2 separate regions of the Homo sapiens genome follow, and region 2 is linked to region 1. A link is a contact called in ENCODE Hi-C or POLR2A ChIA-PET data. All regions are on one chromosome and are shown on one strand. The core of a region is the stretch at or near the end of the contact, and the rest is flanking DNA. Distances in the headings are between cores, read along the strand shown.

What was found. A loop is a pair of places that touch in the nucleus more often than their neighbours do. ChIA-PET counts read pairs that join two places held with the same protein, here RNA polymerase II (POLR2A). Pooled maps may share reads with other maps.
Region 2: a loop to region 1 is called in a pooled map, with 3 times the contacts of the local background. The contact joins two enhancer-like sites. A Hi-C loop is called at or near these places in 5 of 37 single-sample maps with no recorded cell type and 3 of 50 pooled maps. POLR2A ChIA-PET finds 5 or more read pairs at or near these places in 1 of 52 experiments (B cell).

Annotation. Positions count from the first base shown.
Region 1 is chr2:60,351,020-60,353,958 of GRCh38, reverse strand. No RefSeq gene overlaps it. Among named protein-coding and RNA genes, the nearest start is that of MIR4432, 35 kb to the left of the region's middle. RefSeq lists enhancers at 258-307, 448-527, 1,008-1,507, 2,278-2,357. Within about 2 kb of position 1,403, at least 5 of the 41 ENCODE cell types and tissues checked have a DNase peak (open chromatin) inside an H3K27ac peak, as active enhancers do; they include B cell, where a contact is called at or near this core.
Region 2 is chr2:60,963,905-60,966,701 of GRCh38, reverse strand. PUS10 (pseudouridine synthase 10) reads left to right here. Exons shown (of 18, transcript NM_144709.4): 7 at 1,218-1,279; 8 at 1,599-1,644. Among named protein-coding and RNA genes, the nearest start is that of PEX13, 52 kb to the left of the region's middle. Within about 2 kb of position 1,286, at least 6 of the 41 ENCODE cell types and tissues checked have a DNase peak (open chromatin) inside an H3K27ac peak, as active enhancers do; they include B cell, where a contact is called at or near this core.

The DNA.
Region 1 (2,939 bases), core at 154-2,653:
GTAAGAAACCCAGAACTTGATGCAAATAATTGAGCCATTTTTAATTTGTTCAGTGTGATCAGGTAGGGGGAAATTCTATATTTAAATATAACCAACCACCTTGAACCTTGTATGGAAGTAACTGTGTAAGAAATGTTTGGTAACATGTTGCTGAAGTTGTAAAATGTGTACCTCCCAAAACAAGGATATTCAAAAGTTAAGTTTCTCACGGTGATGTTAACACATCCGCATCGCGTTGCACATGCTGTACAATTCTGCATCATAAAAAATGGATTTACAAGCTTAAGTACTACTCGGGAATATTACATGTGTGGAATGTGGCTGGGTTAATGTCACTGTGAGACCCTTAGCCGTTGCCAAGGAGGTTTCCTGAGCCTCAGCTGGGGCCAGGCGGGGGCAGACTGGAGAAAGCCGCTGCTGCCTGGGCCTGCAACTTTGCCTAATGAACAAAAACACCATTTTGGCCTCAAAGATCTTGAGCTCCACAAGCCACAAATCACAACGAGGAAGAAATCAAACATTAAGGTTTCTCTCGGATTATTATTGACCAGGACGGTCTGGAAATTATAGGATCTTTCTAAATGTGGGCAGGGGCTTCCGTGAGGTCCAGCAACACAGTGGCATTTGCTTTTACTGCTGCTATTTCTCTGTTTCTGGTTTTACTTACTCTGACCCCTCTCCACACCAGAGCCGGTGTGAGAGCTGCTGTCACCTGGCCTTTCCCAGAGCTGGAGGGAGTCCCTGGGGGACGAGTTGGGTGGCAGGTGATGCGTGTAGACTAGGATGTGAGATTAACTCCAGTCCGAAAGGGCCCTGGGATAAATTACACATGTCCGAACATATCCATAGAGGAGGAGTTGAGTGGAAATAGGCTTCAGGGGCAGCCAAAGAGGGAAAAACATGAGGACATTGTGTGTGTGTGTGTGTGTGTGTGTGTGTTGCTGTAATGATGGGAGGGAGGATGCAAGGCAGGACTTACGGGTCCTAGCCAGCTGTGCTGCACCTGGTCCGTGAGGCAGTGTGGAGTCCACCGAAACGACCCTCAAGCCTGATGCCAGTTCCAGAAGCCCAGTCGGCAACTCTGCCACCTTACACTCCTCTCCCCGTGGAACTGCCTGGGGGTGCTGGCATGGGGACATGAGGGATGTCTGACAGGAGAAACAAGCATTTCAAGAGTGTGTGGTTGGCTTCGCTGTCCTTTGGGGGGAGGAACTGGAATCAGTCAACAGGCAAGTAAGTTGTTATTGCACACCTTTTATGTATTCTGCTGGGCCGTGGGCTGCGGAGGGCACTAAAGGGGTAGAACATCCTGCTCCTCTTGAAGACGCCCAGCCTTTGGTCCCATGACCTCAGGCACATGCGTAATCTAAGCGGCAGCCCAGAACTCATGACGGGTGCCCAGTTCCTTGATGCCTCCTGAAGGAAATGCTGCAAGCTGTTCAGAGGATGGAGACTGCATGGGGGTGTTCGTAGGCAAGGAAGGCTTCAAGAAAGAGGCAGCTCTGAGCTGCTTTTCAAAGAAGAGAGGATTTAGACAGGCAGAGAGAAGTGGGGATCACTCAATAGAAGTAAATTCCACAAGCTCTGATCTCTATCCCTAATAGGGAACGGGGCTCCTAACAATAGCTTTTTTTTGTGGTCTGAATTCAGGCCCGACTCCCAGTTCCAGCCTGAACACTGGTCAGCTGAAGACAACGCTGCCACCTTCATCTCTTCCCTGCCTGTCCTGCTTACAACAGTTGCAAGAAGTTTATACCCACATTAAGCCCCCAGAGGCAGGCTGGCAGCCAGCCTTCGCCACTGGTGCAGAGAACTGAGTCAACCACCCGGTGTTCCTGGCTGCTCCCCCTGAGAAGCTTTCCCACCCTGTTCCCTGAGTCGAGAGTCTTGGCTGGGCACCTGCTGCACTGTGGACGTGCGGACGCGGCCTCCAGAAGGGGGAAGGGAGCCCTGGCTGGCTTCTCTGAGACGTGTTGAGTGGCTTGCCATTGAAGACTGTTTCCTCACTCAGGCAGCTGCATGCCCCAAGTGAGTGACTTCCTCTCTCTGGACTCAGTTTCTGAATCTGTAGACAAAGAGGGTGGACCAGATGGTCTTGGAGGTGCCTTCCAGGTCACATCTCTCCTGTTTCTAACAGCAGGTGGAAGCAGGTGAGGAGGGCAGTCGGGCAGAGAGGAATGGAGAGGAATTCCCCCACAGAGGCTCTTGGGAACCACACAATTCCCCATTCTGGTGCCACCTGCTTCAAGGATGTGAGTGAGAGCAGTGCTGGCCTTGAAGCCTACATCGGTGGGTAGTCTAGCCTCCCTAGATGTGTCCTTAGGTGTCATGGGATCCATATCTGGATCATCAAGGAGACCTCACTTAGGCTTCTCTTGACTTACCAGGAAAGGCTAAGTCTTGCTTCGGGCAGGCAGCTGCCTCTGGGGCCCGGGCCTGTGGCCCCAGGGGAAAGAATTGTTGCCCCAAGATGCTCATGCAATGTTGTGTGACTGTGGCAAGGCTGTGCCATTTTAGCTGGGATCAACACGCTAATGGGCACAGGTCCAGGGGGAGTGCAGGTGCCTTCCTGGGTGCAAAGTGGCCCTCATCCCCATAGCACACAATGTCTGCACAGCTGAGGCTGGAAGGGACTGGCTGAGGGCCGTGCTGGTGTGGGCAGATCCCTGGAAGATCACCTGGGCCATCTCCTCATTCTAAAGATGAGAAGAACGAGGCTTGGAGAGGATGAGTGTCTTGTTGAGGGTTGCACAGCAAGTTGGGGACACAGCTGCAGGAAATCCAAGTCTCCTGATTCCTAGCCCATGATATTTTCTCTCCCACCAAGTTGAAAGGCTGAGGTGATGGGAGGCCTGGCATACCACAGATGGAAACTTGCATCGTTGCCCCCGGGGCTCAGATGATTCTCTAAAAATGTGTCTGAGGAAGTGAGAGTGCAG
Region 2 (2,797 bases), core at 37-2,536, 610 kb before region 1:
AGAATAGAGAATAAAACCACTTCACAGATAGCATGAAGAGGAAATGAGGTAATGAAAGTATTTTGGAAGTTAGAGAAGTCATTAATGCAAAATATTTTTACCTCAAATTTCAGTTTTGAAGCACAAATAATTTTACATGTTGTATCAGTGAGAACAGAAAATAGAAAACAAAAGATGTGGGTTGAGTGAAGTTTCCCTGAATAAAAGGAATGCGTTGTTCATTTTAATTATTGTATAGATTAGAATAAGGAGCGAGAAAAAAAAAGCTATTCATTATTGTGATTCTAGAGTAGCTAATAGGTCTACTAACTATCCAATGAACTCAGTAAATATAAAGACAAAATTGCAACATAGTATGGCATTTTTAGCTATTCCTGCCCCTGACCCCTCCCCGATATGGAATTTTGTATATTCTCCATGGAGGTAAAAGTATAAAATCATGCTTTTTTTGGTGTACAAGGATGTTCATTATAGCATTTTTTTTTTGTTACAGAAAAATTTTCTACAGCTTAAATGTCTGACAGTCCCTAGAGTTGAAAAGATTTCCATGATATAATATTAAAGCAATTTTCCAAAAGCATGTCTTAAAAAATAATACATATACATTTATATTCACAAAAATGCCTAGAAAGAAACATCAAATTGTTAATGGTTCTGCTTCAGTGGCGTGGGATTGAAAAACTGTCTTGTATTTGATCATTTTATAATTTATGTGTATAATTTTTGTAATAAAACAAAAAAAATTAAGATCTGGTTTTAAAACTCAAATCCATTAAGACGTTTGAGCACTTTAAAAAGAAGCTTCATATGGTTTTTAGGGATCTGAATAGTATGTTTTTTGCCTTGCTAATAATTCAAATCATAGTATTGGCAGAATAATTCTTCATTTCTCTCTGTTATTATTTATTTTCAATTCTGTAAATTCTCATTCATCTTTATACCTAATTTACACATTTGTCCAAAAAGTATACACATTTATTTTAAAACTTTTTTGGTAGGATCACTAATGACTGAGTTTTAGAAGTTAAAAAAAAAAACAAAACTATTTCCTTTACAGCTGCCCTGATAACAAGTTGATTTGAGAGCAGTAGTATTTCCAGTTTTTCTGGTCATTCTTTTCTGAGCCAATCTTTGAGAATTAATTTCTATTTCCATTAATAAGTTGTTAGATGTTAGTTTCCTTTTGCTCATTTTTAAACTGTCTTTATAATTTTTAGAGCTTGTTTGAAGTGAGTGTGGTCTTTGCTCACCCAGAAACAGTTGAGGATTGCCACTTCCTGTAAGTTGCCATGTAAACAACGTCAATGGTGTAAAATTGTTAATGCTGTTTGGTTTTCATGAAAATAGTATTGCTTCTCTTCCTAATAAGAAAGAGAAGAACTTGTTATGTCTTAGTAGGTTTAAAATGTGCCCTCAAAAAAATAAAATGTGTCCTTGAACATAGTTCCTGGGCAAACCGATATAGCTCATACAGGGACTCATTTTGTCTGCTCCTGATGTCCTGAGTTTAGCAGCCATTTTGTATGAAATATATTTGAATTATATCTACCCCAAAATAAACTCATTAACCTTTTATATTAACTTGAATTTTATTTTAGAGCTGCGATATGCCCAGATTGTTTTAAGCCAGCCAAAAACAAACAGGTAAGGAAAGGTTCCCGCTTCTTAGTCTTGAGTGAGTTTTGTCTGAGCTGAATATTCAAATTTCCAACAAAAAGGATATGCATCAGAAACATGGCAACTCTATTATACTAAGAATCAGCTTTTAAATATTTCCATTTGCTACATTAATTTTTGTTTTTCAACTTTTTCAACCTTCACCTCTGGCTAGGAAGTTGTAGCACACAAACATCCTCATGTTTGTGTAGTGTCTAGATTGTTCCCCTGACGATGTTAAATTTAGAATCAGTGTTTCAGTGATGTTACTATTACTCATTAAATTCGACGTTTAGATTTTAATCCCTCAAATTACATCATCTGAGAAAATCAATGGTAAGTATCAGTAGCATTCCAAACTTTCAGCTAATATCCATTTTCCAGAAATCAATGTTTAGAATATATAATTCAAAGTAAGTTGTTTTATTTAGGACAGTCCTGAATTAACATGTCCTCTTTCTGGCTACATTTGCAAAAAGGGCATTTTTATTCAAACTCTTCTTTATCATCTTAATGTTAGCTAATCTTCATGTTAACGGACAAGTTAGTTAACATACACTCTTAGCTCGTATCATGTCAGGATAGAATGATGTGGTGCGATATTGGTCATCTTTCATGCATCAGTTTCGTAGGTGGTTTGGTACGTAGACTTAGGCATTCCTACAGTTTTACTGACATTCATTTTGTTGTTGTGATTGTTAAAAAGAACATAAGCTCATTGTCAAATGTACATCTGTTGGTTTTGCCTCTTGCTTTGACTAATTGCTGGGCCTTTTAGAACTGGGGGAAAGAAGTTTGTAACATTTGCCTAATGCCCTGTGCAGAAATAATTAGAAATGCAGACCAAGCCGAAAGCAGCACCTCCCTACTTTTCTTATATCATGGCACATCTAAAACATTCCATGTTTGTTCAGCACCCTGAGCTTAACAGGATGGAGTTGCTTCAGATTGGTAGCAACAGGCCTGGGGTTTCCACTGTCTGAGGCCCTGCCCAGCAACCCTTCTGAACTAAAGAGATCAACATCTTGGCACAACCATAGTCCACTGCTTTGCTATGCCAGTTGGGAAGCTCTGCCCAAATAACCTGTAAGATGTATCTACATTGAAGACCTAGTTTTATTTTATTTACCCTTAAGGAAAT